Regions from separate parts of the Homo sapiens genome. Here region 2 is linked to region 1. A link is a loop called in an ENCODE intact Hi-C map of the cell type or tissue named here. Cell type or tissue: dorsolateral prefrontal cortex. All regions are shown on one strand. Links, peaks and the distances in the headings refer to the core of each region. The heading gives the core; the rest is flanking DNA.

Region 1 (15,469 bases), core at 3,354-11,353:
TTTTGAAATGAGGCAGAGAAGATAATAAGTAACTAGACTGAATAAAAAGATTTGAGACCTCTTTCTGAACATTTTTGGAATCCCAGAGGGATCTTAATGTTAGTTGTAGGCATGAATGCTACAGCCCATTAGCTCTGCCTATGAAAATGAAGTGCCTCCAAATTCCCAGCTTGCTCCATAAATAAATCATTCCACACATTTCCCAAATTTTTTTCCTCCTTGTTTCAGCACTAAATATAAGGATACTGCAAATTCTATAAAAAGAAATTACTTTATCTTTGAAAATGAAAAAACACAACCCAAATTTTTATAAAATTATTAATAAGACTAAAAGTAAAAAAATATTTTCACTTCAAATTCTCACTTACTTACATGTTATATGTTATCTTTCTGCTTTCTTCGGATGCCCATTTTCTTCAGATGCCCATATGTCTATGTGATTTTATAAAGATTTTGTGATTGTAATTTACTTCAACTTCTTTTCTGGAATTAGGTAAGATATAAGTACATTTGTTTTTTTTAATTTATATACTATGCATTTATATGCATAGTATATAATAAATGTATTAAATAAATTTATTGTGTACTATGCCTTTTATTTATATACTATGCATTTTTATTTATATACTATGCATTCATACATAGATATTTTGTAGTCTGTGCATATACTACACATACACTACAAAATACATAGACTACACATAATGTATGCATAGACTACAAAACATCTTATTTTCTTTCTTTTCTTTCACTTTTCCTTAAATATTCATAATAAGGAATTCTTTTTTCCTTAAAATAGAATTCTTGAGCCCTCTGCTGGAAGTATTCAGTATTTGTATGAAGCAGCAGTATATGGGAGTTTTACAATTCTAACTTAAGTTTTTTAAAAAGAAAGCAACATGATAGCAAAAATATATGGTCAAATTGTAATTAATATCAGGATAAATAATTTGCTAAACAGTACTTTTAAGATGATTTATATTGGAAGTTATATTCCATTTGAGTAAAATAATGATGAGAACATTCAAATGAAGGCATAATTTGAATGTATTGAATACTCTAAGTTAACTTGTGAATATTTTATTTTTGTATACTTCATAAAAACCATCCATTTACATTTTATTCTCAAATTTAGATTCATTAATTCAGCAAATACTTAATGAACACCTACTATATGCTAAGGACTTACTAGTTGTTAGGGATGCACTGATGAGAAAATGTACATTGGTGCTTTCTCACAGTAGGTCAAACTGTGATTGGAAATGCCAGATCAACACACCATTGCATTTTTAAGAAATGGATTAGCAGGGATCTGAATTATTTGCATATATAACATAGAAAAATACCTGAGTATGTTTGATGCTTCAAAAGTTGCACTAATTCAGGTAGGAGAATGGATAATTGAGTTGTAGTTCTTTGTCAAGGACTGCCTGAAAAATAAGACAGTAATTTGCATTATACTTTGCAGGAAGAAAATAATAGGCATTTATTCTATAGTAATTGAATAGACAGATATAGCACCTTAAAAACTAATGATAGCCATTCATCTCTATGTATCATGTATCTGTCAAAGTAGGAACAACTTGGCACAGCCCAAAGAATACAGCCTGTACTCCCGGCTATTCGGGAGGTTGAGGTGGAAGAATTGCTTGAACCCGGGAGGCAGAGGATGCATTGGGCTGATATCGTGCCACTGCGCCCCAGCCTGGGCAACAGAGTGAGATCCTGTCTAAAAAAAATATAAGAGAGGATAAAAATTGATTCCAGCTTGTGGCATCTTTGGAGAATTATTTGTTGAATCCAACTGTAAGAATCAATTCTGCTGGTTGGCACTGGAGAAAGTCACTGTTTTCACTTCAAATCCATGACCCCAAATCTCAGACAGATACCCAATGCCAGGCAATGTTAATCTGTTTCCCTAGTAAATTTGCTTTCCTCCTCTTCTTGATGAGTTTCTCACCCTCTCTCTTCTCTTTTTAGAGACATTCCCCTCACTAACCTACCTCCAGTACACATATCATAAGGAAAAGTCACCGTCCATTGAGAAAATAGAAACAGAAAGGAAGATCTTCATCATCTTACCATCAAATTCTCAACCCTCCCTGTTTCTGAACTTATTCTGGGTATATCCCTCTTTTACAGTGGGAGGGGTATCCCTGAACTGTCAGAGACTAATCTCCCCCACGTAGGGTCCAGATCCACTCCCTCCGACTCTGTCCAATATCACTCCTGTTATCCTGCTGCTGTCTCTTCTGCCATCAGTTTCTCCTCTACTGCATTCTATTGCTCACCTTTAAGAATCCTTTTCTTGCCAGGTGTGGTGGCTCATGCCTGTAATCCCAGCACTTTGGGAGGCCAACGCAGGTGGGTTACTTGAGGCCAGGAATTCAAGACCATCCTGGCCAACATGGTGAAACTCTGTCTCTACTAAAAATACAAAAATTAACCAGGTGTGGTGACATGTGCCTGTACTCCCAGCTAGTTGAGAGGTTGACGTGAAAGAATTGCTTGAACCTGGGAGGTGGAGGTTGCAGTGGGCCGATATCGTGCCCCTGCACCCCAGCCGAGGTAACAGACTGAGAACCTGTCTAAAAAAAAAAAAAAAAAAAAAAAAAACCCCTTCTTATTTCTATATTCCTCTTGAGCTACCACTTATTTCTCTGACTCTTCTCACAGCAGAGCTTATGAAAAGTGTTACATAAAGTTATTTTTCCTCACTTTCACTCATTTATCACTCACTTTTCCACTCCAAGTCTGGAGGCTTTTATCTTCATCATTCCACTAAAACTGTTCTTGGCAGTCACAAATATTGCCAAATCTAATTAAATACTGTCATATGTGACCTCACAGCTTCGTGCAGCATAGCCAGCCTCCCTTTTCTTTTTTTTTCTTTTTTTTTCTTTTTTTTTTTTTTTTTGAGATGAAGTCTCGCTCTGTCACCCAGGCTGGAGTGCAGTGGCACGATCTCGGCTCACTGGAAGCTCCGCTTCCCGGGTTCACGCCATTCTCCTGCCTCAGCCTCCCTAGTAGCTGGGACTACAGGCGCCCGCCACCACGCCCGGCTAATTTTTTGTATTTTTAGTAGAGTCGGGGTTTCACCATGTTAGCCAGGATGGTCTTGATCTCCTGACCTCGTGATCCTCCCGCCTTGGCCTCCCAAAGTGCTGGGATTACAAACGTGAGCCACCAGGCCCGGCCCACCAGCCTGCCTATTCTCTCTTGGCCTTTGTAACACTGCTCACTGTGGGCTTTTATTCTGTGCCACCACCAGCCTTCCCGTCACTCCTTTCCAGGTGGCTTTGCTTGCTCCTCCCCACTCTGTAGGCTTCAAATCCTTCCTGCTTCAGAACCCTCCTGTTTAATCCAACTAGCTTCCTTGGTGATGTCATCCAGACCCAAGTTATTTGGTATTGACAAATAACTTGCTATTATCTTATGCTATTGACTCCCAGCCCCTACCTATACTCTAGACCAAGGATCAGCAAACTTTTTTTGTGAGGAGCCAAAAATAATTCAGTAAATAATTCAGGCCATATAAAGTTTCTGTCACAGCTGGGTGCAGTGGGTCACGACCATAGTCTCAGCACTTTGGGAGGCCAAAGCAGAAAGATCGTTTGAGCCCCGGAGCTCGACACCAGGCTGGGCAACATAGCAAGACCCTGTCTCTATTTTAAAAAGTAAATAAAGTTTATTTCGCAACTACTCAACTTAGCTGTTGTAGCATGAAAACTGCCAGAGACAAATATGTAAATGAATAAGCATAGCTATGTTATAATAAAACTCTATTTATACTTAAATTTGAATTTCATATAATTTTCATGTATCACAACATATTATTCATCTTTTGGGTTTGGGGGACTGTTTTAAAAAGTTAAAACTATTTTTAGAAATTAATACCCCAAAAATTAAACAGGCGTAAATCTAACAAAATATGTACAAAAAATGCAGTTTTCCTATGTGAGTATCTTTTTTTTTTTTTTTTTTTTTTTTTTTTTGAGACGGAGTTTCGCTCTGTCGCCCAGGCTGGAGTGCAGTGGCGCGATCTCGACTCACTGCAAGCTCCGCCTCCCGGGTTCACGCCATTCTCCTGCCTCAGCCTCCTGTGTAGCTGGGACTACAGGCACGCGCCACCATGCCCGGCTAATTTTTGTATTTTTAGTAGAGACGGGGTTTCACTGTGTTAGCCAGGATGGTCTCGATCTCCTGACCTCGTGATCCGCCCGTCTCGGCCTCCCAAAGTGCTGGGATTACAGGCGTGAGCCACCGCGCCCGGCCGAGTATCTTTTTATATGCTTATTTGCCACCTGTCTTCTTTGGTGAGGTATCCGCTCAGATCTTTTACACCCCCCTCCCGCCCCCATTTCAAAAAATCAGATGGTTCATTTTTTTCATTGTTGAGTGTTAAGATCTTGTTTTTTGATATTTTGGATAACATTCCTTTAGCAGATGTATCTGTTGCAAATATTTTCTCTTAGCCTATGGCTTGTCTTCTCAATTTCCTAATAGTGTATTTTGTGGAGCAGAAGTTTTTAATTTTAAAAAAGTCCAAGTTGTCAATTATGTCTTTCATGGACCATGTTTTTGGTGCTGTATCTAAAGAGTCATTGTCATACCCAAAGTTATCTAGATCTTCTCCTATGTTACCTTGTAAGAGTTTTCTAGTTTTGCATTTTACATCTACATCTGTAATCCGTTTTGAGTTTATTTTTGTGAAGGATTTGAGAGCTGTGTCCAGGTTCAATTTTTGTATGTGAGTGTCCAATTAATCTAGCCCCATTCTTGAAAAGACTATCTTTTATCCATTATTATTATATTATCTATAATATTATCTATGCTCTTTCATTGACCATATTTATGTGAGTCTGTTTCTGAGCTCTCTGTTCTGTTCCATTGATCTGTTTCTCTCTTCTTTTGCCAATGTCACACTGTCTTGATAACTGTAGTTTTTTTTAGTCTTGAAGCGGGTATTGTCAGTCCTCCAACTTTGTTCTCCTTCAACATCGTGTTGGCTATTTTGGGTCTTTTGCTTCTTCATATAAGCTTTAGAATCTGTTTGTTAATACACAAAAAATAACTGTGGGATTTTGAATAAGATTACATTGAATCTATAAATTGAGTTGGGAAGAACTGACATCTTGACAATATGGAGTCCTTTTTATCCACAGACATGGGCCATCTTTCCATTTATTTAGTTTTTCTTTGATTTCTCTCATCAGAGTTTTGTAGTTTTCCTCATATATATATGTGCTAAGTCCCATGGCTAATGCCCTGATTGCCTACCAATATTCATTTCCTCTTTTTTCTTTATATAGAACTCTAATTTGATTTGGGACTATGGTGCATCTAGCCATAAAAATTTAATTTCCCAGGCTCTTTTACAGCTATGTGTAGCCACCCAGCCAATGAGATGTAAATGGAAGTCTCTGTAACAGTGTTTGTAAGAAATCTATTGTTTTTCTGATAAACAATGCCAGACTCAGCTGGCAAATGTTTTTTGTTCTTTGACCTCTCCTTTCTTTCTGCTTTGAATGTAGACATAATGCCTGGTGGTATGGCAGCCAATTTGAGACCATGAAACCACAGCCTGAGATTTGCCAAGCAGGAAAATACAAGGAGGCTGGTTGCCACTCTAAGTGGCCTAATCCAAATGTTATTGGAAAAGTAACCCTTATATTTGTTTAAGCTGCTTTGTTACATATAGACACACACAATTGTAATGATACACAAGCATTCTTTTGGTCCTTAAAACAGTTTTTGAGGTAGACATCATTATTTTCACTGTACAAATAAGAACACTGAGGCACCTGGAGTTGAGCTGTTCTCCCAAGTTGATTCTGTCAGCAAGTGTAGGAGCCAGGATTTGAAAGCAGACAGCGTGACCTAGAACACATGGGCTTATTAGTTCACCAGATGTCTGTGGAGACCCAGGATGAGGTAGGGGTGGGGAGAGATCTTGCCAAGCTTTGTATAAGGAGTGGATTTAGAGTTGGATCTTGAAATGAGTAGGATTTTGACATATGGAAATTAAAGGAATGAGGAGGACATTGAAGATGGAGAACAAGGTATTGCCTGAGTGTGGAGACTAGTAGATTACTGGCTTTAGCAAAGGGACCAGAAGGTCATAAAACTGGAGAAAAGTTTTTAACAGCAGGTTGGGGCTACATGGTGAGGTTTTCCAAATACAAGCCTCAAAAGTTTGAATTCTCTGATTCATAGAGAACTACTGAATTCTAGCCAGTATTGCTCAGATGGAGCACTTCAACAGGCATATTTATGAACATTTCCCAATATGATCACAACATTTAGAAACTGGAATTCATGTGTTTTATTATCCTTACCTGAACTATGTTTTTCTTTCTTAAAAATAAACTTCAGATGTCAGATATAGATGTGCAGTGCATGAGTCAATTTAGAAAATTCTTTTCCTTTAAATGGCTGCCACCTTGTGGATAAAAAGTCCTTAGTGCAGTGGTTTTGAAACTAAAACTAGATTGGTAGAAATTTCTCATAGCTAGATAGATCTTGTGTTTCATGTTCCATCTGTGAGAATTCTGTCATAAATAACTTTATGCAAAACATTTTATGTGTGTTGAATATATGATCATTTAACAGCTATTTATGCTGTTGTATCCAGTTCATTTGATGATTATAAATTCAAGATTCTGATAATTTGCCATTCTGTAATACTATACAGGAAAAAAAAAATACCAAAGAAACAAACTATAAAGAAGGGAGGAAATGTAATCATTTATTCTCATAAATGGTATTAGACCACTCTAATTTGCAGTTGTACAAGCGCTTGTTTTGCTTGCAAAAGCGTGTTGTTCATGTGCACACATGGTATGTGTGTTTACTAAAGACCTTAGTTGTCTGATTTTAACATGCTCAAATCCTTCAGTCCACTGTACACATAGACCAAGAAGCAGGTAATTAAAAAATCTCCTTATGCAAGAAATGAAGAAGATAGCTTTGAAGATCTGAAGATACAAAATTTTCTGAAGATGCCAACTCACTTGATCACAGGCAGGAGAAAAAAAAAGGTCACACTGAGACTTACCATGGCTGTTAAAGACAGTCCCTACCAGCCACCAATCCAAGAGGCTAGGTATAAGGGAGAGGGAAAATAAAGAGAAAAAGAAGACAGAATTGAGAGAGTGGACATCTGATGATCCAGGAGGATGAGCTGAAGAAGGAGGGGCAGGGATGCCCTGGGGACTGTGGGGTGTCCCTACTCCCACCGCTCAGTCCCAGCTCCACCCTCCCAGAGCCCCCATGTGAGGTGTGGGCACTGACTGAGGTGGCCCACGTCATCATGCTCTATACAGAATCTCACCTCAGGTCCCATTCTCCTCCTCTTTCACCGGATTCTGGCCCCATATTCTGCCTGGAGACCAGGAGTCCCAGTCTTATTGCAGTTTAGAGGGTCTTCATTGGAGATCATGCAAATTCTCCTGTCTGCTACCAACCCTGCTTGGATTGGTGACCAGAGGACATGTTGGCACACAGTATTCAAGAGTGCCTCCTACCAGGAGGGTGATTGGGCCACCTCATGACTGAATTCTGACATAATTTCTCCTACCAGGTACCCATCCCCTTCTCCTGCACTTGTGGGTTTTACACTATTACTTTGTCACACCATTCTGTGTCACCCTAAATACAGCCACTGGTCGGTTCTTATCCCCACCAAAATGAGTGTAGAGTTTCAGCATTTGGAATGGGAATCAGTCGTGGCCCTCTCCTTATTCATATGACCTTGCCTGCTACAAATTGCAGGAGATGTTCCTGGGCCAGACCCAAGTAATGAGATGTGATCATCTCATTACTTGGTGAGGTGAGACTAGAGGTGACCTCTCTGCTAGCACTGTCCAACATCCCTCATTCGAGAACAGCCCCTTGTGTTCCACCACCTGGAGGTCAGGCGGGGAAAGAATCCTCTATACAGGTGGTTCTGTGAACAAGAAACATTCATGCCCCCACCTAAGTTTGCTCCTGGTTGCATCAAAACCTGTTTGCAAATCTGGAGAAGCCCCAGCTCTACAGGTGAGCTCCACCCAAGCAGGTGAGCGTCACTGGGGGTAGAGGCAATGCCCAACCTAGTTTGGCTTCTTTTAGGGTTTCCTTTCCCCCCACTTCCCCCAGCCCGCCCCATCCCGCCCCTGGATTCTGGACCACTTGGCTTTATGTATCTAGCATTTTCTTGATCTCTTGTTATTAAGACATTTTGTCTTGTCCACTGTTTATGCCTCTAGCTGTGATATGCTCCTCCAGACTGATGAGTGACTGGATGTGTCAGGCCACTCACATTAGCTCCTATTCCCACCCTGTGTGCTTTCAGATCTTGGGGAACATCTCTTCCTTCCTGCAGGTGGTCCTTGAGTCACCCTTCTTCCTATCTGTCCTGGTTTGAGTGTCAGACTACATGTTGATGGGTATGTTTCTGAAATACCTAAATATAATGCTTGGCAGAAGTTAAATGCAGCTGTCTTAGTTGTTCTCCATAAACCTGTGTGTTTGAGATCCCTTTTTTTCTGCAGAGGTTGTTCTTTTGGCCAGTCCTTCGAGGCAGGTGACAGATAAATTCACCACACTGTAAATCATGAGGAGACTTGACCTTTGATTTCATTGCTGGCCAAACACAAATTCCCTGGAAAAATATATTCGAACAGTCAGTCACCAAAGAGCAACAAAGCTGAATCAAAAGCCTCTGGTACAGTGAGGTTTGCAAACACTGGTTCTGTTTCCATAAGTGAGAACAGCTGTCCTGGTAGGGTTTCTTTCTCCAACCCTTTAAGAGCACTTAGAGATTTTCTGTGCTAAAGCATATTTTAGAAAAACTTATGTTATAATGAGTGGAAGGAAAAAACTACAAAACAAAAAATAAAAAAAGACAAAAACAATCGCCGTATGGGTTTTTCATGTGCAGGCTTCTGGAAGTCAGCCTGCTGGACATGTAACACATGCTATGGAATATTCATCTTGTCTCTCTGTGATCACTGTCTTTGTGTTTGCTATTAGTGAGCCTTGGAGGTTATCATAAATACCAGTTGTGTGAAATGAGCGCAACTGACAGGATTTAAAGGCTAAACCAACCTTTCTAATCCATCTATTCCCCATTCTCCTCCTTAGGCCATGCCTCTTCTGCAAGACTATACAACATCCTTGCTCCTCTGATGGGAGCTGCACTAATTTCGTGAATGTCAGTCAAAGCCTCCTTCCTTGAGGAGTTGGCGAAAGACGGGTTTCTCTTTCTGACTAGATGGAAAAGGAGATATAAAGATTTTTCAGAATAAGATGAGTGTTGGTATTTTTGCCACATGTGCTTAACTTTTTCACTTCTTTACTTTGCCACTTAGAAATATAGAGTCCTTTTTTCTTTCTTATAAAATTAGTTAAAATTGATTCTGAATAAAAAACATGTGTAGAGATCAATTAATTCATTAGCATTTTAATTAAGTAACTTCATGAATATTGAGCAACAGCTATGTGTGCTGAACATTGTTCTAAGTGCTGGGGATACAAAATAGACTAAGTCCCTGCTCTCCTGAAACTTATACTGAGCAGAGAAAAATTAGCAAATAGGCAAAAAGATATATAATGTGAGGTGGTAAGCACTATGGTGAAGAATAAAACAAAGTTAGGAGCTAGGGAATGATGGCTGTTCAGGGGTGGGTTACTGTTCTACATAGGATGGTCAGGGAAGGTATCTCAGGTAAGACGTTATCTGAAGTATATGAGGGAGTGGCCCAGGCAGAGCAAACAACTAGTTGTAAACACCAAGGTGCTCAGCATATTCAATAACTTTTTAGGTTATAGTGGAGACTTTTTGGATTTTATTTTCATGGAGATGGAAAGTCTTCAGAAAGTTCTGAATAAAAACAGTGACATGATTTCATTTGTGGTTTTAAAGAACCAGTCTGGTTGATATTATTAAAACAGATAGTGTGAGTGGACAAAGGAGAAAGCAGTGCAACTAGCTAGGAGGTGATTACAGTTAAGTTTAGGAAGAGGAATGGACTGGACTAAAGCAGTGATTATCGAAGTCATGAGCAGTGATTGAATTCCGAAACTATTTTGAAGATAGAACCAGCAGGACTGGCTGATGGATTCGATATAAGGCCTAAGGAAAACAAGAGTCAAGAATGACCCTGAGGTTTTCAAACCTACCATCCAGTAGAAAGAGAACCTATAGTGATGCAGGAACAAGAGGGGAGAATTGCAGGCAGAAGGGGTTGGGATCAAGCACACAAGTGGACTGTTGGGGAGAGCAAAAGGTACTGATACAGATGTAGGTAGATAGGTTGGTAGATTTGGTGGTAAGAGGTTTTCAAAGATCATGAAGTGAAAATCCAGTGGCAGAGAAGGAGTTGGAGGCTTGAGAAAGGAGCGTGCTGAAGTAGTAGAGTGGAGGGGTGAATTGACTAGTGCCTCCCTGTGCATCAGAGCCACTCAGGACACTTGTTAAAAACACTAGTTGCCTCACCCTGAAACTTACTGATTCAGTATGTCTGGGAGGCTCCCAAGAGTTTGCAGTTTAATAAGTTCCTAGGTGATGCCAATGCTGCTGGTCCAGAGACCAGATTCAGGAAGCACTGGGCTGGGGAAATGGGTTAGAATGGAGGGCTGGGGCATCACTAAAGGCCTCCTTGCACCTGGCAGTAATTCATGTGAATTTTGTCAACATGGTCGTGTGCCTTTTTTCCAGCCCTGATCAGCTGCTCAAGAGCTGGCAGCAGTAGGTAGATAATTGGACTTAACAAAGTGAAAAATTGGTATCACCAGGATACTTGGGAGGCATTACCTCTATGTGATGTCTTTGTATTCTGAAAATGCTAGTTGAACCTCCTTTATTTTAAATAGAAAGGATAAGAGAATCTGAGACTGAGAAAGAGGAAAATGGAAGTTTGCGTATGAAGCTTACTGTTGTAGGACTTAGAAGTAAAATGGACTAATATCCACCTCTGGTCTTATATGGCAAGGAGAAACATATGCCCCTTTCCCTAAAATACCTGTTTCTGTGGTCTACTAAAGAGCAAAATTCTGAAATATACTTTGAAAAACTAAAACTCAGTTCTTTTGCATTTTATAAGATTATATCACAAACTGAATTTTAAGAGGGTTATGTTTTTCTTTGAAAATGTTTATACCCTTCTACAAAAAAATAAGTGGTTAAGTGCAGAGCTTCACACACACAAATGGTATCAGCACATGCAGTAAAGAGAAAAATTGGCTGTTAGAGTAAGGGCCACAGCTCATTAATCAGAACAGGAAGAGAAGAACTGACTTCCATAAAAAGGAACAGTGTTAATTGAAATAGAGTACGTAAAGCAGCAATTTAAATATACTATGGTATATCTACATATTAAGCAGCATTATATTTTTAAGTGTAACTGATAGTTTTATTTTTGTTAACAAACAAAACAGATTTTGCTGGAGCCAGGTGTGATCCAGGATGTGCTAGCAGCGGGCAGTCACCTACAGCTGTTGGAGCTTCTCAATTTATGCTCCCACTATCTCATCCAGGTATGTGAGCTTGCATCCTGCTCATACACCCTTCACATTCCTTTCCCCACAGTCATAAGCTGGCCCCCAACAACTGGAGCTGAATGACAGGTAAAGTGGGGGTGGGGTGTGGGCTGTGGTAGTAGAGTTTCTCCAGGACACAAGCTGAGAAGTTCCTAGGAGGGCGGCTGCAGCTCTTGCATCCAATCACAGAAGCAGGAGTCTTCCTCCACTGTCCTGCCCACCTTAGGTCCCCACGACCATTGAGCAGCCGATCAACTCAGTGACCATGCACAGGGTTCCCTGCAGGAGCCGGGGGAGGTGTCGCTAAAAGGAGTCCTAGTCCGAAGCAATATTGTCTGGTTATGGAAATAATCACAAATGCAAGAAAAGTCTAATAGTCATTGAAGATTTCAGTAACAGTATCTAGTAAATCACAAAGTCCTATGTAATTAATTACCATGTGAACTTCCCAGGCAGTAAATGCCGGAGAAGGGATGAGTAATGTGCGTATTCCTCCCTGATTTGCTGGTCAGGAAAGGCCCCATGAGAAGGAGGGAGAGAAAACCCCCGAACACCAAGCACTGACTGTGTGTTCACAGTTGTTTCACATTCAGTCCTCACAATAACTTTGCCCATTTTTATAGATCTAAAACATCAGAGACTCAAAATATATCCAACTTGTCTGAGGCAATATGGCTGGTAGGACGTTCTGATTCCAAAGACCATTTCTTGGTTGGATGAAAACTTCTTGTTAGGTAGGAGTCTGTGGGGCATCTTAGGCAGACAGCATGGCTATGAGTCTCTTGGACTTTATAGAGTGTTACTAACTAATTTGCAATTTTAGGATCCTCCCACTTCCCCCACTGGTGTCACCTTCACTTGCATTTATTATAGCATTAAAAAATTAATTTGAAGAAATAATAAATTCATCACACAATTTAATTCCACTATCTTTGTGCATATGACATGATATTAGTGAGCAGAAAAGTTTTGTTTTCCTGCCCAATTACTTTATTTTCCTTTTAAATCACTTTCTGTAATTTTAAATGTATACTTTTATCATTGACTTCTGTTACCTCTTAGGTAGTTTACAAAGCTCTTTCTCATCTAGCATCTTATTTAATCTTCCCAGCAACCCTGGAAAATAGGAACCAGCACTTCCCAGGGAGACAGTGTGAGGAAGGTCAGCCATGTTCACCTGAGGAAAATTCAAATACAGTTTATGGAATTCTTATGATTATTTGAGCACATTTAATCTAACAGTAAATGGTTAATGATTTTTTTTTACCTTATTTTCCTTTCTTTTCCTCTCAATATTGTTACGTGGTATAGGAAAGCTATTTTTAATCCCTTTCTGCCTGTAGCAAATGGGAATCATGTAGAAAGGTTATAAGACTTCAAAAGTGTGTGTTTGACTTGTGAAATTAAAATTACTTTTATTTGACATTTCTACATCAAATATTGCAACTTGGGCTTTACGCATCATCACCTGATTCACTTTCCCCATGGCAGATAGTAATCAGTGATGCATGCTGACACAGTTTGGTTAGAGCGTTAGTTATCATGATGTACATTATAAATGGTGTGTATATGCAGGGGTGTGTGGGTATACCTAAGCCTATAATTTTCTGTAAGTGAGAATTCCAGATGAACATTAAAGGTCCATGGGTATTTTCCTCTATCCCATCAGATGGGTGATCTGTTGAGATACTAAGTGACTTGTATACTTTGGAATTTAACTTCTGCATTTCATTATTGTGCTGAGGTAAAAGTGTAGCATGCATACATGCTTGTGGACCGTTATTATTCAGGCTTCTTGAATAGTGGTTGAAATTTTCACTGACTTTTCACAAATGTTTTCATTTTGTCATGTAACTTTACTTTTTCTTTTTATCTGTGATTATTGCAAGATGTCAAACTTGTAGAAGGAAATTTTGACTATATGAGTATCAAAATCATGTCGACGTAGAAACCTTCCTTATTTCAGCCTTTAAAAAATATATATACCCTGCTTCTCTCTTAGGATTATAAAAATCACAGACTGGGTCAATTCAATCTACTTTTATATTTTGATATAGTCTCCATAGCTATATCTATTTGCTGTGTTTTGGTAATATTGTTCAACTGATTTTTAATTTAATGTGGGACTATTTCATTGAGTATATAAAAATAATATTTTATTAATGTGAAAAATTCCCAGTGCTTAAAATGTACCCAGGAATTGTGCCCCTTCAATCAATGCTGATATATTCTCTATCTTTGTGTGGTACTTTGTCAACTAGGAGTTTTTGAAACCGCTCTCTTCACTAAGATGTCTGGTATTGTTTTGTTGTTCTTAAAATGCCATTCTTTCTTTGGTTTCTCTGCCAGAGGAGTGAAGGGCAGACCGGCTCAAATATACCATTGCCCTCCAGTGCTCACTACAAAGCAGCTCCAAGGGAAACCGTTGGTGGAAGCTCCCTGAGCCTCACCATCCTGCAGTTCCTGTGAACATGTAAATGGTGCTGCTGCCCTCCTGAAAAGGAAAGGGATACCTGGCACTGTGTGGGCTCCTTTCTCTTTCATTTCCTCTGGCAGGCTGCTGAGAAAAGGAACCCCACATGGCAGGAGCAGTGCTCCTCTGTGTCAATGAGGACAGCTATTTAATTAGCCCCCTAATTAGCCTTCTCACAGGTTCTCAAAGCATGTGTGTGGGAAAAAGGAAAGCTGGGCAATGTATTTAATGCTAATTGATGGGGGGGTGCCTTTCTTTAGGCTCCCATTAATCTTGTCTATAGGTTACAGTACCCTCCTGAGCAGTCTGCTTGTTTCTAGCCTCAATCTGTGGTAACCCATGGCCCCCAGACCATCACTATCTTTCCCAAGAAAGGGAACCACATATATTGAGGGCCTATCCATGCTGAGTGTTTTGCAGGGACTCCCATTTCCACTGCTAAGTCACCCCTTAACACTGGTGGGTGTTGTTTTCTTTTTACAGATGGAGAAACTTAAATTCAGAACTAGGATGTTGATCTGGCTTGAAAACTTTCATTAGCTACCCTGATCATCATTCAGGTGCATTATTTCTCCCACAAAAGTCTTTAGCCTCATCTTCAAGGCCAGGCCTGTTCCTCCCTGGCTTCATCTCCAGCCACTGTGCCTTTCCTAGCCTGCTTTGTTCTGGGCCCTAAGGCAGAGTTTTCATATTGGGACTTGCCATTAGGGGAGAAGATTCATTGGTAGATATCCTCAGTGGCGGGCAGAGCCTCTCAGTCCCCTTTAGATTGTACCAAGGGGTAGGAATGGGGAAAACTTCATACAGACACACACACACACACACACACACATACACACACCATCACCTCTGCTGATGCACAATGCCATAAGATCAGGAATATTGGCAACTGAATTTTGTGTTACATCTCCTGCAAGTGATGCATCAGAAGCTTTGATGAAGATGTCTCTTTTTTGCCGTTACCTTTCCAAAAAAGAAAAAAAAAAGTTTATACATTTTGTATCACCTTGCCCAAGCATATTATATTGTTTTATTAACAACCATTCTTTATGTGCACCAAGTATCATTGTCTTTTTAATAATATGCAATTTAAATGTATTGATAAACAGAACCATCATGTAGACTTTTCAAATAAAACCACCAAAGTACTGAATACGCAACTCCCTTTTTGATAGGAATATAGGTTTAATATCTATTGCTAGACAGCAGGTGGCAGTGTGAATCCACCAGAATTCAGTAGTTAATTTAAAGCAAAAATCAGAAAAAATAATGAAAAGAAAAATTATTTATTTTGCTACATATTAGTCTTCTGACCTAATCAGTAAAAAAGTCATTATTCACACCACACTGGGCAATATGCACTGTAATTTTTAACAAATAATAGGAAACTGTTAATGTGTTCACAGGAAATACAGTTTTGTCTTGGGCTGCTGTGGTCATTTATCAGCACACTTTGTGAAATCACTCATTTGT
Region 2 (15,469 bases), core at 2,296-10,295, 440 kb before region 1:
CTCATACACACTGCTTCCACAGCTTGCTAGTTCTGTGTTTACTCAATGGAATATGAGAACTGAGGACATTATGGCTCTCATAATCTGCATAGGTATAAAGAGGATCATTTCTACCTAGGGATAGCCAAAGCATGGGTTTCAACACGTTTTGTATTAAATATATTTTCAAAGTCCACAGTGATTTTTCTAAACGCTTACAGATTCCATGAAATAAAAGTCTATTCTTTCAAGTGGAGCTAACCAGGATAATCTTTGTCCCCAAAGGCAAACCTTTAAAATAAATAGATCATTAAATCTTCACTTGTGGAAATGAGTTTTAGGGAAGGGATTGAGTCTTGGAACATGACTTTCATCCAGATATCTAACGACATAATAGAATGCATAATTAGCTCTGTGCCTCATGCATTATTGCCTTCTAAAATTACATAAATGATTAATGGGCAGACATAAAAGTGGGCTTTAAAGAAATCTAGTAATAATAAAAGCTGAAAAAGAATAATTCACTGCTGATAATTCAGAACCTGCAAAGCAGCACAATAGAGTAATGTGGGCTGTAGGCGAGCCCTCCCCACTCTTCCCCCACACCTGTGCCACACCCCCCTTACCCCAAGCCAGTTGTGCCCCCAGTTTCAATCTCCTGCATAACCAGGAGGTGCACTCCTAACCCTAAGCAACTGTCCTATAAGTCAGTCAGTGTTTATTGATCACACAGGAAGTAAAGAGCCTTAGTGAGAAGTCCATCACCAGGTTTATCTTTATACCAGACTTTAACTGATCATGACCCTATCTTGCTACCCCTGGATATTTTCCACATTACTTGGGACAAATGGAAAGCAACCTCTGCTCTCCATGATCTGTTTTCACATTGGTTATAGCATCTCTTGGATGGAGTAGAGGGAGGTCAGGAGAAGAAGCCCACATAGATATATAACTGTCTTCTCTCAGATTACACATTATAGCATTAAAGGTTTTGATTAAAATCTAATTGTAAGATACTGCTGATTACAATTACCAAAATAGCATCACAGGAGATTCAATTAAAATTGTTATGGAAATAATTTTTGAAATAGTTTAAAATGCAAGAATATTCAGCGATGTTAATAATTTAGAGATACTAATAAGTGTTCTGCTAGATAGACTATTTGAAAACTATAAATGTATTTTTGGATTAACAATGCCAAGGTATTTTTTCATATTCACATTGAAAAATACAGGCAAAACTATCAATATTTTTTCTGCATTATATGAAATTTCACAGGTAGAACTAAATCTATGATATAGAAAATAATAGCACATTACACATAGAGAAAACCAAGCCACTTAGGTTTAGATAGATATATAACATGTAACATCTTCTCTGTTAACCAATTATAGATACATATACAACATGTAATGTTTTCTTAGTTAAACAATTGGAAATGTTTAGGCATTTTACTGTGTGGGGGCAGTGAGTATGCACATGATCAGACTTGTATTCTAGCTTTACAATTAAAATTCACAGAATCATTTCCTAAAGATTTTATTATCCTTTCATAAGTATAAATATATATACTTTTACATATAAATAGTTCTGCATTTAGAAGGTATCCTACACATCAAACATCCATTAAACATGTACTATGCCAAAAGTTAGAGCTTATACTGTTGTGGGTCTGGAGTTGTAGGAGGATGGATCATGGTATGGAAATGCAGAAGTGCCTGATGCAAAGATCCTTGCCTGCAGGTTAAACAAAGCACCACATATGTAGACATAGCACACATATGCAAAACAACTAAGAAAAAGACCTCCTTAGGTCTTTGCGTAACACACACAAAGATAAATGTAAAAATTATATAGTTGATTTATATGGTTTATGTAACAAAGAGAAAAACTCCTTAATGGACTTATCCAAAGATGAAATGGACTGACTCAGGAAACAGTGGGCTCCCAGTAATTCAAAGGTGACATCTGCATGGGCAGGAAAGAAGTTAAAAGCAAATCCCATGTGCCAATAACAACCAGATGGCTTGGAAGTAGCAGAGACTGCCGAAGAGCAGGAGAAAATAAGATTGCTAAAAGAGAAAGAGTCAGAGGAAGGGAGAATATTAACTCTTAGGATAAAAAGTGACATAACCGGCCATAGAAAGTTACCAACTGTTCATAAGTAAAGGAAGAAAATAATTATTGTAGTGTTTGAGGAAAATTATGCTTTTGATCCTTTGTGGAATAGAACCAAAGAAAGCAAGGTTCCAAGGATTAAGTTTCTTACTGAAGGAATAAGTTTGGTTAATGGCTACAAAAGTGAAAAGAAAGAGGAAGAAGGCATTGAAGGCCACGAGTTACATTTGTTGGCAAAGATGAGTATGCAAGTCAACAAGTCAAAATATTTTATTTTGTCATGTTGGGGATTAAAGATGACAAAAGAAGCAAAAATGTATTTCTGCTTCAATAATAATGACTAGGAAGCCCAAGGGTTCAATTTTAACTTGGCATTATAAAAGTGTTAAATTGGGACAAACTAGCTCCACTGGTTAAGTAAAATGTGGTTATGTTACAATCCAGGCTTCAAAGCTTACATCGTTGCTATAACTTAAAAAAAAGAAACACTAGATTGTTCATTAGAGTAAAATATTGGCCTACCATTATGAAAAATGCATAACACTAATCACAAATGGTTAAAAAAAACTGCCAAATTTAATATCACAAATGAAAAGTCAATCCAAAAACACATTTCATGTTAGCAATACCATTTTTGAATTTAAGAAAAAAATAACTTTTAATCTACTTGGCATATTGTTAATTGTCTGTGTTTTAAATAAGAAAATGGTTGTTTAGCCGGGCACGGTGGCTCACGCCTGTAATCCCAGCACTTTGGGAGGCCAAGGCGGGCGGATCACGAGGTCAGGAGATCTAGACCAGCCTGGCTAACACGGTGAAACCCCGTCTCTACTAAAAATACAAAAAATTAGCCGGGCACGGTGGCGGGCGCCTGTAGTCCCAGATACTCGGGAGGCTGAGGCAGGAGAATGGCGTGAACCCGGGACGCGGAGCTTGCAGTGAGCCGAGATGGCGCCACTGCACTCCAGCCTGGGCGACAGAGCAAGACTCTCTCTCAAAACAAAAAGAAAAAAAAAGAAAATAGTTGTTACGGTATGTTTTAGATATATTTAATCAAGCACATAGTCTGTAATGCACCTATAGATAGATGTTTATTATGATAATGATACAGTTTTTGCTAATTTTATACATTGGTTTTTAGAAGTCTCTTATACTGAATAAATTTACATTTTACATAGTCTATATTACTCACATTATTTTTAAAGATTTATTTTTTACATTAACTGTTTAGTAAACAGAATAGGTGTGGAATAAATTCTGTAGTGTTTCTACTTCGATTACATAAAGAAACATGATAACTTTTACCTTCTATTACCCATCTGTTTTTACAACATTCAAATTATAACTATATATTCAGATATTATTTCAGGGCATTAATAGGAAAAAAACAAAATTGTCCGACCCAAACAGAATCTCTCTTCTGTTAAATTAGGGGATCCATAGCTATGCTCTTTCTTACAGTAATAAAATGGTGAAAATATTCTAAACTAAAAATATCCTCTAATTATTATTTCTGTGACTCTGAAAATATTTCATGAAAAAAATCCCACTTCAATTGAATTTTTCTGCTTTGATGCAGATAGTCTTTTGCTAATTTCTTATTTCTATATGTAAGGAATTGCTAAAACTCTTGGTGGCTTTAAACCCTTATTTATTCTATCTAAAGCAAAATTTATGTCTAGTACACAAATCTTCATGAAACTTTAATCCACATTATTAGTATCATTTAGTTACTCTCCAGAATTAATCTTGGAAGCTGAATTCTTTTAACGACCAAAGATGTTCCACAAAGACTATTTGAAAGAACACCCTCATCAAACATTTCTAGTTCACTTTTTAAATCACATGGTTTTGAAAAGTACTGATCTTGTGGGGACCCAAAAGATAAACTTTTTGTCTTGGAATAGTGTCTCTTCAATGAAAGAGTCAGAATATCACTAGAAATTACAGTTGTTAGGTATTACCTTTATCCTAAACCTCTTCTTCCAGGAGTATTAAGTCTTTAGATCTTCATTATCCTACCAGAAACATTGCAGGATTGACTGAGATGGGATCATCATTAAAAAATGTATGGGAACTTTGAGGTCCTCTTTTCAGGGAGAGGTAAAGGAGACCTGTCAAGACTTGGGAAAATACATCACCAGGATAGATTTGGCCTTAAGACTTCTCAGAATTTACTGAATCTGTATTGTGTTATGTCAACATTTAAAAAAGGATATCGAGGAGAGAGGACATCAAGGCTTCATTTGAACCATCCATCTCAAAAGAATTTAGAAATGAGACCATCCATTCAAGTCATCCATGTGCCTTCTTAGATGGTCCCAAAAATGTATCATCCAGAGAGAATTAGAGAAGTTTTGTATGATAATTATAACCATTCTGAATTTTTCTGGTTGATAAGCTTTAGACTAGATACTCAGTTCAATATGGAGGAAATCAAAAAGGAGGGAAAAGAAACGAGATTCAGACTCAAAGTTGGAGTCTATAAAAGAAATAACAGAGTTTACACGTATTTGAAATGACTGGATTTTATATCACTGTGGTTGAGAAAGGGAACAGCTCGCTGTGATAGAATTATGATCCCTGTCACCGAGGAGCAAAGAGTATTTGGGTCAAATATTTTCCCACGAATGTTAACAAACTTATGGAGTGGATGTCCATAAAGGGTTCTCTAAATGAGGAACATTAATGAGCTCAGCAGACATTCATCCAGTGACTCAAACAGTGACATTAAATGCTATTCCTGCTACACACAAAAACAAAAAGTTTGATATTTACGGAATTCCACACACTGAATCCTTAAGGCTTATTCCTTCTTTAAAAAATGACATCCTATCCCTTGTTTGCCTCTGTAGCATCACTGATAAGTCTGTTTATTTGAGAGCTTCAACCCAACCTCTCAAACAGGAAATGAATGAAGGAGTATGGATAGAGGAAAAATGGAGAAAAAGAGTGTGGTGATAAAAATTTTGACATTTCTGAAAAAAAATAAAAAATTAAAATTTTAAAACTTTTGTTTTCCCTATGTAATAGAAACTTTCCAAAACTACAAGATAGTTACAAGAGGCAAAATACATGCACAAAAAAAGGAAAAGTTTGATAAAATTTTGGGCTTAAGGACTACAGTTAGTATCAGTCTTCTCCCCTCCATGGAAATTACTCTCTTAGACATCACCAACTAATATGTAGCCACAAAAGTCCATGATTGCTTCTTCAACTTTCTGTCTGCTATGAGATAGGCACTTGCTATCGTTGGCTTCCTCAAGCTTCTTCAAAATCTTTCTGCCAGTGGCATCCATGACACCATTCTCTCCTATGTCTCCTAAATCTCTGCCCCATTCACTGGCACACCATCCTCTATCAATTTCTTAAAAACAAATATTCCTAAATATTCTTGACCTCCTTGCTCTATATTTTCTCTGTTGGTGAACTTACCTAATTCCATGATTTCAATTGCTTTCTCTGGATAGCTGAGTTCCAAATATACATCTTCTGCCTTGAATTCTCTTCTGAGTTCCAGACCCAGGTTTCTCATTGCCTTTTGGACATCTCAAACCAATGTCATGCACACACCTAAAAATAACTTTATTATCCTTCCTCCAAATTCCACTTATCGTCCTCTGTTCCTCATCATAGTTAATGCATCATCCAAATAGAGCTTTTTGAATTCAAGTCTTGGGTACATGAAAAGTAGTCATTAGGGAAATGCAAATTAAAACCACAATGAGATACCATTTCACACAGACTAGAATGGCTATAATAAGACAGACAGTAACAAGTATTGTTACGGATGTAGAGGGACAGGAACTTTCATATATTGCTGGCAGTAATGAAAATGATAGAAAATGATACAGCTATTTTGGAAAACAGTTTGATAGTTTCTCAAAAAGCTAAACATAAAACTACCATAAAACCCAGAAATTTCACTCATATCTGCCCAAGAGAAATGAAAATATATGTCCACACAAATGTTCATAGCAGCATTATTCATAATAGCCCAAACTTGAAACAATCCAAGTATTCAACTGATAAATAGATGAAAGAAGTATGATACAGCCATATAATATAATATGATGCAGCCATAAAAAGGAATGAAGTATTGATACATGCTACAACATGAATGAACTTTGGAAATATTACGCTAAGTGAAAGAAGTCAGACAAAAAGGCCACATACTGTATGATTCCATGTATACAAGATGCTCAGAACAGGCAAATTTCCAGAGACAAAGTCGATTAGTGGTTTCCTGGGGTTAGGGTCATGAATTGTAATTAACTGCAAATGCCCACGAGGAAACTTTTTGGAAAGAATGAAAATATTCTCAAACTAATTTATGGTAATCATTGCACCACTTGATAAAATTACTAAAAATCATTGACTTATAGACTTGAAATGAGTGAACTGCATGATATGTAAACTATAGCTCAATAAAGCTGGGTTTTTTTTAAATCTATCTTGGATTTTCCCTCTCACCAATTCCTTACATCTGAGCCCTGTAAGAAAAGCCACAATTTTTTCGTTTTCCCTTGCAGACTTATTTTGTTTCCCCAAAATACCATTCACTTTAATTTTTATGTGCTCCTGCCCATGCTGTTTCCTCTGCTTAGGATTCTCTTCCTCTCACCTGCCTGTCAAAATTTTAGTCAACCTCTAAAGCCCAGATCAAAGTTGCCTCCTATGTGAAACCTTTACTAATATCCCTTAGCAAAATTTAATCATTTCCTGCAACTTCTTTTTTATAATTCTGTGAGAAGTTTAAACAACTTGGTTTATATTACAGTTAGGAGTGATAGGCAACCTGGTTAAACGATGGTTCTTGGAGTCAGAAAAGCTGGTTTCAGATCCCAGCTCTGCCACGGGCTTGTTATGTGACGTTTGGTTAAGTTACCGAACTCTGAGCCTTGGTTTCTCAATTTTCCAGTATAAATCTCAAAAAGTTTGATGTGAATATGAAATAAAATATATGCAAACTGCTTTACATCTACCTGGAACATATTCAACATATTATAAAGTTATTAAAATGTCAATTATCTTCACCTTCCTTCCCACCCCTACTCGACCCTATATCATATGTTTATTCATCTTTGATAAACTCAGTGCTTAGTGAAGTGTCTGGCACTGGGTAGACAGCCAATAAATACTTTCTGAATTAAATTCTAGTTGTGAAAATATTATTGCTATAATATTCTCCTAGTGTCAGTTGTCAATAATCATGATTAATATGTAAATCCCTTTTGCTATTGGCCTCAATCATGTTGTATAGAGTTGCCCATGTAAGAAGCAGCTAGATGGCAAATTAATGCCTCTAGTTTCAAGTATCTTCATTGAAGTTTTGATTTTGATACCACTGTTTCCTCTGTCCATATACTATTAATCTATAGAATATGCCTTTCTCAACCAGCACTCACAGGGTGTCTGGAGACACTTAATTTTCAGGTGCTTTGGAGAATAACTGCCTATATTTGAAGTTTCCTCTAGGGCCCTCAAAGTAGATGTTTTAGGCATTGCATAGCTTTTTGTTAAGCCAGACCATCCTAAATATGCCTGCCAAATTTGGAGTCAATCTGTCCAAGTTTTGTATCATGTGTGTACAGACAGCTAGAAATGCAATTGTACTTACTTTGATTAAATCTCAAAATGCATTCTCTGTGTTCCTCAAAAATGCAGCCAATTTTACTTTAACCTACGCTGAGTATGTGTAGCTTTGGACATATTAAATTATTTTATCATACCAGAACAGCATTTATGGGCTGCCTCAATCCTCCCATGGTACAGCATTTCTCTTGTTCTTCCTTATTAAGCTTCCTATTTTTTTTTTGACACTTTCACCTTTCCTGTTCCAGTGTTCTCCTTCTCTTAATGTGCACTAATTCCTAGTGGATATAAGTTTAGGATATTAACATAATTACTTCGGATGGAATTCTAGAAAATAAACATCTAGGCATTTCTTTATCCATTTACCTGGTCCTTAACTAGCACCCACACTTTTCTTGCCTGATGCCCCAGTATTAAACTCAATATGTAGCTTCTAAGAACAGAAATACAAGTCCACAGCTAGAAAATGTTCAGAGACAGATATTAAAACTGGGAGAAATAAAAACTCTCTGGGTATTGAAACTTTAATTCTCATTCTTAGGTTTTTCATAAAATCTTCTATTATCTCTCATAAGAAGTATGTTTCTAGCTGCCAGTATGAGGCTTTTGTCAGTTTATGAGGAGAGTAATATCAAAACCCACAACTGCTTTGATTCTCAAAAGAAATATTAAAGACCTTTAGTTTGTAATCATAATGTACAATAATTGTTGAAAATCTTCAGCTAGTTATCTTCTTTGTGAATAATTGTTACCTTAAAGTGACAACAATCTCCCTTTCAAATACATCTGAAGCAAATGCAGGCAGGTGTAGGTGATGTTGTCTTAGCTTTCTTTACCTCCCCCAGTAAGAACCTCCAGCACTCTCCATGTCCCTAGGAATATGAAATGCGCTTGCCTTCATTTTCTACAATAATCTAATAAACTGGTACTTTAAATTATTCTCATTGTACTGATGAGGAATTTGAGGTTAAAAGAGGGACAATAATTGGCTCGAGTTATTACAATACGTATGGATCTGATTCCAGAGTCTATGATATCAGTGATGCTATTAATACAAATACATGGTGCCACCACTCTCTGCAGAAAGCCTAGTGTTACCATTTCCCCTTTCCCACATACCCACTTCCTGCTGGTCGCAGGTCTTGTTTCACTTGTTGAATGTCTCTTAAGACTGTTTTCTCCTTTTCACTGCCATGGTTCAAGCTTCATTACCTCTCATCTAGATGCTTTAAATTATCTCCTGTTAAAACATGTTTTTGTATCTCCATGGCCTCATCCTTTCATCTATCCTACACCTTTCCTCCACCAGATCAATATTTCTTAATTAGCATCTGATTATGGCTTCATCTTGCTCAGCAGCCTTTACTGGCTCTCCATTAGTTCACCTCCAAAATCTGGCCTCATGGCTCTTCGTAGGCTACTCTATCAGCATTTTTCCCCACTAGAATAGGTACCTCTGAGGATGGAGTCTTTGTCTATTCTATTCACCATCAAATATGCATTGCCTAGAACAAAACCTAGTACAGAGAAGGTGCTGAAATAAGTGTTGGGTGAAAGAATGAAGAAACATTCTGCTTTAGCCATATCTTATTACTCATTGCTCCCAAAATAAATAAATACTGGATTTTCTTCAACTTGGTTCTTTTGCTCAAAATAGTCTCCTACCTGGGTAGTCCTCCCTATCATCGCCATTTATGCAATTAATTCCAAATTAAAATTTAGCCATTTATCACTCACAAGTCAACCTTTCCAGCTGGAAATATTCACCCCCTCCTATGTATTTATGACAATTCTCATATCATACTCATTATATTTGCTTTGAGTTATATAGTTAATTATCCTATAGTCATCTGAAACTATTGATTCAAAATAGGGCAATGTCTCATTCAGCATTGTATTTCCCATAATGTTGGGTATAAAATAAGCTTAAATAAATGTTGAGTTTTAAAATTGAATTGAGTCACAGGACAAGTCACTTCTGAATTTCTTCCTCAAAACTGGTAAACATTGATACACATGTAAACAATAATGATAAAAGCATTAATAACACTGAACACCAAGGACTGCATGAATTTCATTCCTCCAGTAGCCTTATGCAGTATATACTATCATTACCAGATAGGAAAACTGGAGCACAAAGAAGTTAAGTTCTCCAAGATCCCACAGTTATTACAAGAAGGCCAGAGTTTTAAGTAAGAGGTTTGGCTTTAGGGCCAAACCATGCTCTTAACCTTGGACACTACGACCTCCAAAATTAGAAAGGAGAAACTTTAGAAAGAGCCAAATATAAGCACAATTGATCCTTATTACAGGCCTCTAAGTAGGCAAACATTTAGAAATGGAGCATGCTGGATTTATATTTTGTGTGTCCACATTTTTTAGCAACTTCTTTTTTTTGAGATGGTCTGGCTCTGTCACCCAGGCTGGAGTGAAGTGGCGCTATCTCAGCTCGCTGCAACCTCTGCCAACCGGGTTCAAGCGATCCTCCTACCTCAGCCTCCCGAGTAGCCCAGACCACAGGTGTGCGCCACCATGGCTGGCTAATTTTTGTATTTTTTGTAGAGATGGGGTTTCACCATGTTGACCACACTTGTCTCCAACTCCTGGGCTCAAGCAACCCATCTGCCTTGGCCTCCCAAAGTGCTGGAATTACATGTTTGAGCCACTGTGCCCCATCATTCTAGCAACATTTTAAAAGGAGGCATAATTTTATTCACATTAAAAGAATCAATCAATAAAACCAATGAAAGAATAAATTTGAGGAACTGTTTGTGGAAAAGTAGTTGTTTTACTAACAAAAAAAAAGTGGCAGGATACTTAGAAGTCATAGTTTCATGAAAATGCGATTTTTTAAAAAAAAAAGTAAACGTATGGTTTATTCTTTGAATTATCCACTAGATGGCAGAAAATTGTTACTGTCCAAAGCACTATTACTGTATTAGTCCAGGCTCCTTTCTAAGCTCCAGAAGTTATGCAAATTGCTTTCACCTCTACCCCTGCAATGCTAGCCTTTTCACAAGTGGCATTTTAAAACACATCAGTATTTTTAAGCTGGGAAAGAAAAATCAGAGGTTTCAGAGTTATAAATATTAGGTATGAGCATACTAATTATATGTTTGTGTTACTCTGCTCTAACACAGAAGGAACAGATGCACAGACATGTTGGGAGAAGGGCTGAGAGCCCACATAGAATGATCTATCCAGATGCCAGATATTAGAGTTAAGCTGAAAAGCCTCCAGTAGGACAGTTTCCTGTAACTTGTAAGTCATGGTTTTCATCCCTCTTAGCATATTAGATTTGCCTGGGGGCCCTACCCCAGGCCCAATTCTCTGGTGGTGGAACCTGGACATTGGCAGTTTTTTCAAGCTTTTTAACTATAAAATAAGAGAAATAGACTAAGCAATTATAGTATTTTCTTCCAGGTCTAACATTCTAGGATTGAAGTCTAATAGCATATTTATTACTATAAGCTTCATAAGCACAAGCACAAGAACTAATTCTGTTCTGGATCCTTTATGAACATAAATTCAGTTAATTTACACACAGTGAAAGACCTTAGGGAAAAACTAGACACAGAAAGGTTTCATAACTTGCCCAAGGCTATGCTGTAAGAGAGAAAGTCAAGACAGATTTGACCCAGTCAAGCCTGAATATATAACACTATGCCAAAATTCCCATAAACAGTGGATCAACTTATAAACAATATCCATCTCTCTATCTATAACTAAAATTATACCTGCACTTACCATAATGGTCTCTACCTTATTATTTAATCTTGCAGCTGCTGAGCTGGTTGAAAAATTGGCATAACATATCTGTGAACAGCGATGTAACAGACCAACTCTAAAACAATCAGTACATTTGGGTGTACTATTGTTTTTCTGGGCGAAATTGTACTTGAACTCAGAAACTCTGGTATTTTGCAAAAAAGAAGAGTATTAGAAAAGTACTTAATAGAATTTTCAAGAGAATTCTAATTGAGTAAATCTTATAAACATCTTTTAACATATATTTTGATTCCAGGGCTCATAGAGACTAATAAAACCAAGTTCTGTCCATAATCTCTCCTCTCTTTTTAGAGCCTCACCTTTTTTCTGGCATATGAACATATAGGTCTCTTGATCCAGCAGGAAGGGATTCTGCAGAAACACATAAAAGTTTAGTATAAATTCTTCTACACTCACCCTGTCAAGCTGAATTCCCTGAAGCTTTTCCCTGGAAAGTTAAAACATTTTGCCAACATTGCTTGCCCAATGAAGACCTAGGGGGTCAGAGGTGAGTAGTGAGTATAATGTACAGTTGCTTTGTAGTTCTGAATGATTTGCCTTTGAGAAAAGTAATAATGTTGATGAGAACTGACTGGCTTTAAGGGTGACCATTATATTATTTTTGAGCTTTTTATGATGGAAAATTTCAAACATATTCAAAAGTAGAGTGAGTGGTATAATACACACGCAAGTAGCCATCACCCAGATTCAAACATTATCTCCCACTCAATCTTTTTGCTATACTTCCACATATTCCCTCCTACTAACACAAGCATTACTTTGAAGCAAATCCAAGACATATTATTTAATCTATAAAATTTTGGTATGCATGTCTTAAAGTAAAAGCGTCTTTTAAAGAAGAGATAATCATTATATGATATTTAAAGTAATAATTACATTTGAAGAATGCATTTTATCCAGATCCCATTTATTATTGAATGCCCTGACACTGGGGAGTGTGAGTGGCATGGAGGAATTAAATTTTATTTCCAGAAAGTAATTTATCAGGCAAATTTTAATCAACAAGAGTATAAAGGGCCTCATGACTACATCAAAGTTTACTCCATTTTCCCCTAGCACTTTTTCCAAACTTTAGACTATGTTTTATTCTTGTCAAATAGTTGTAATCTCCTTATTAACAATTTAGTTTTAGAAAAAAGTTGTTTCTTCTGATTAAATGTCAGTAGCATATACTGTGTGAAATACCGAAATACAGTGATTTAACAAGCCACAGAAGTTTCCTCTATGTCCCAAAGGCTGTAGATTGAGTGGTAATTTTTAACCTGTGGAGAAACTTTCATCATAACTGGGGACAATGCAATGGAGGGAGACTGACCTTGGAGGAAGGGCACTCAAAAGGTGGTAACCACAACAGATACAACAGATATTTGGACTCGGACTTTCCCTCTTGAAGAAAATTGGATCGGCATTAAGTCTGTCTCCCTAGACAAAGTTTTTTAATCTGTAGCTAACTGGTCCGTGAAGTCCTGGAGGTAGGGGCCACAGCAAGTAGTATGTCTTCTGTGGTATATGTAGACTTTCTGAAATCAGTAAGAGGCTTTTTCTAAACCATTGTCTCAACTAGGGCTAGTAGCCACCCAGCAATTATCTGGGAAAGCCAGGCATAAATACTGGCCTCACCATGTGTAGGGGCACAGAAAGGAAAGGAGATAATTTAAAATTGAAGACTATCTTGGAGATTCCTAAAGAGCCATAATGGTTAATTTTGTTATTGGAATGGGGCTTGGCACTTGGTTATAGCTCTGGTCCCTGGAGTGCACTTTCAGTAGCAGAAATCCAAACGTGAGGAGAAGTCAGATACAGCAGACCACATCAAAGTGATATTTCCATCAGTCAAAAATTAACTGAAAATTATGCGCTGATCTAATTTAGCACAGTGAAAAGTTCTATCCTAAACAGTTGCACAGTTTGATAGTACACATCTGATGTTTTCTTTCAAAGGCCTATTTCAAATCCATCAATCTATCATTGAACTGATTCATGGTCAACTTTCTCTTTACTTCTTCTTTTTCTTTAATTTAGGAGTCTGGTTTTCTGATCTTTGTCTGACACCATCCTTCTCTTTCCAAGTATGCTGTCAAAACAGGCTTAGCCATCCTAATTGTCTTGAGTAATGATTTCCACATATACTTCACACCAACATCTTCTCCTCTTTTGTCCAATAGCCACTCCTCTTCCTTGTTCTATGTCTGGATAACAGCCTATCACATTTGCAGAGCCAGTGATAGAAGTATTGCTTTTTTTGCCTTTTTTTTTTTTTTTCTGAGGTAGAGTCTCGCTCTGTCACTAAGGCTGGAGTGCAGTGGCGCAATCTCGGCTTACTGCAACCTCTGCCTCCCAGGTTCAAGCAATTATCTGCTTCAGCCTCCCAAGTAGCTGGATTACAGGTGCCCACCACCACGCCTGGCTAATTTTTGTATTTTTTTAGTAGAGATGGGGTTTCACCATGTTGGCCAGGCTGGTCTTGAACTCCAGACCTCGTGATCCACCGCCTCGGCCTACCAAAGTGTTGGGATTACAGGCATGAGCCACTGCACCTGGCTACTTATTTTTTTTTAACCAAGATAGCTCTACTACCATTTTCCCTATGAATAGGTACAACCATATTCTTTTCCCCAGTACAAAACATCAAATCCTTTGTTCATTCTTTTCTCCCACATTCATTTTTTTGACAAAATGATTTCCATTTTGTGAGATGGGTCCTTTAACATACTTTTCATCTCAGTGATCTATCACAGAAATTCCCATACAGATATTGCCTCATTCTTATGTATTCTTTTCTTATTTATTTTAATTGACATATAAAATTGTATATATTTATAGCATAGAGCATGATGTTTATAAATACATATACATTCTGGCATAGCTAAATAAAGCTAATTAACATATGCATTATCTCACATATTATTTATTTGTGGTGAGAACACTTAAAATATACAATTTTCAAGTATTAATACATTCTTTTAACTGTAGTCACTAAGTTATACAATAGATTTCTTGAAATTATTCGTCCTTCTAACTGATATTTTGTAGCCTTTGACCAGCATCTCCTCAATCCCTCATTCTTCCTGCAAAGCATGTATTTTCTTCAAGATGACCTGAGCACCTATGAGCTCTCAGCATTTCATACACTGACCGCTATAGTCTGGCCAATTTATGACCCATTTCTTAGCTCTTTCCCCATTAACGCCCCCGGAGATATGTTCTATGTGGTTCACAGCATCCACATCTGCTCTCCTAAAGTTCATACTACAACTCCTTACTCAAATAAGGACAGCAGCAAAGAGCATTGACTTTGGTGTCAGACAGACCTGGATTTGAATCTTGATTCTATCCCTTAGTAGCTATGTGACCTTGGGGAAGCTTTTCACCTCACTCAGCTTTATTTTCCTTATCTATATCATAGGTATGATAGTAATACAACTTTCCTCCTAGCATTGTTACAAAGATTAACTAATGTATAAAGCACTTACATAGTGCCTGGCGTGTAAATGTTTAAATGTGGGGGCTTTCTGGGATATAGTGTGAACTGAAAAATAAATAGAAGCCCAAAGACAAATATGTCCTTTTTCCTTCTTCTTTACTGCTCATCCACCTCCCACGCAGACACACCCACACACACAGTAATAGAGATAAACGTTGAGTCAACAAAGCAGACAGAGAAAATGGACACTGATTCAAGAGTTAAGAACTATAGTTACCCAGCAGCTGGAGCTGACAGAAGAAGTCATTTCCAAAATGATAAAGTTAATGTCAAATGAATAAAATGAGAGTGAAAAAAACACAATTAAATTTGTTAAGATGTCACATGTATGTTTCTTTCTTATATTTCTTACTGTCTTCTATATCACCACCAAACTTCCAGTTTTATTTACTTTATTAACGTTTTTATTTTTGTGGGTGCATAGTAGGCATATATATTTACAGGGTACATGAGATGTTTTGATACTGGCATGCAATGAATACTAAAAACATCGTGGTAAATGG

What was found. Peaks named below come from ENCODE experiments on the same cell type or tissue, not always from the same donor. Only the 100,000 strongest peaks of a DNase experiment are listed, where the experiment ranks them.
Region 2: it touches region 1 in a loop (6-fold over the local background); 89 of 110 quality-filtered maps call a loop at or near these places.

What each region holds. Positions count from the first base shown.
Region 1 is chr6:97,053,207-97,068,675 of GRCh38, forward strand. KLHL32 (kelch like family member 32) reads left to right here. Exons shown (of 11, transcript NM_052904.4): 5 at 11,422-11,520. Among named protein-coding and RNA genes, the nearest start is that of KLHL32, 140 kb to the left of the region's middle. In dorsolateral prefrontal cortex, for the core only: a CTCF peak has its summit at 6,458 (motif pointing left); no DNase peak of the experiment used is centred there; H3K27ac peaks cover 4,992 bases.
Region 2 is chr6:96,616,339-96,631,807 of GRCh38, forward strand. FHL5 (four and a half LIM domains 5) reads left to right here. Exons shown (of 6, transcript NM_001322466.2): 6 at 1-2,288. Among named protein-coding and RNA genes, the nearest start is that of FHL5, 61 kb to the left of the region's middle. In dorsolateral prefrontal cortex, for the core only: no CTCF peak of the experiment used is centred there; no DNase peak of the experiment used is centred there.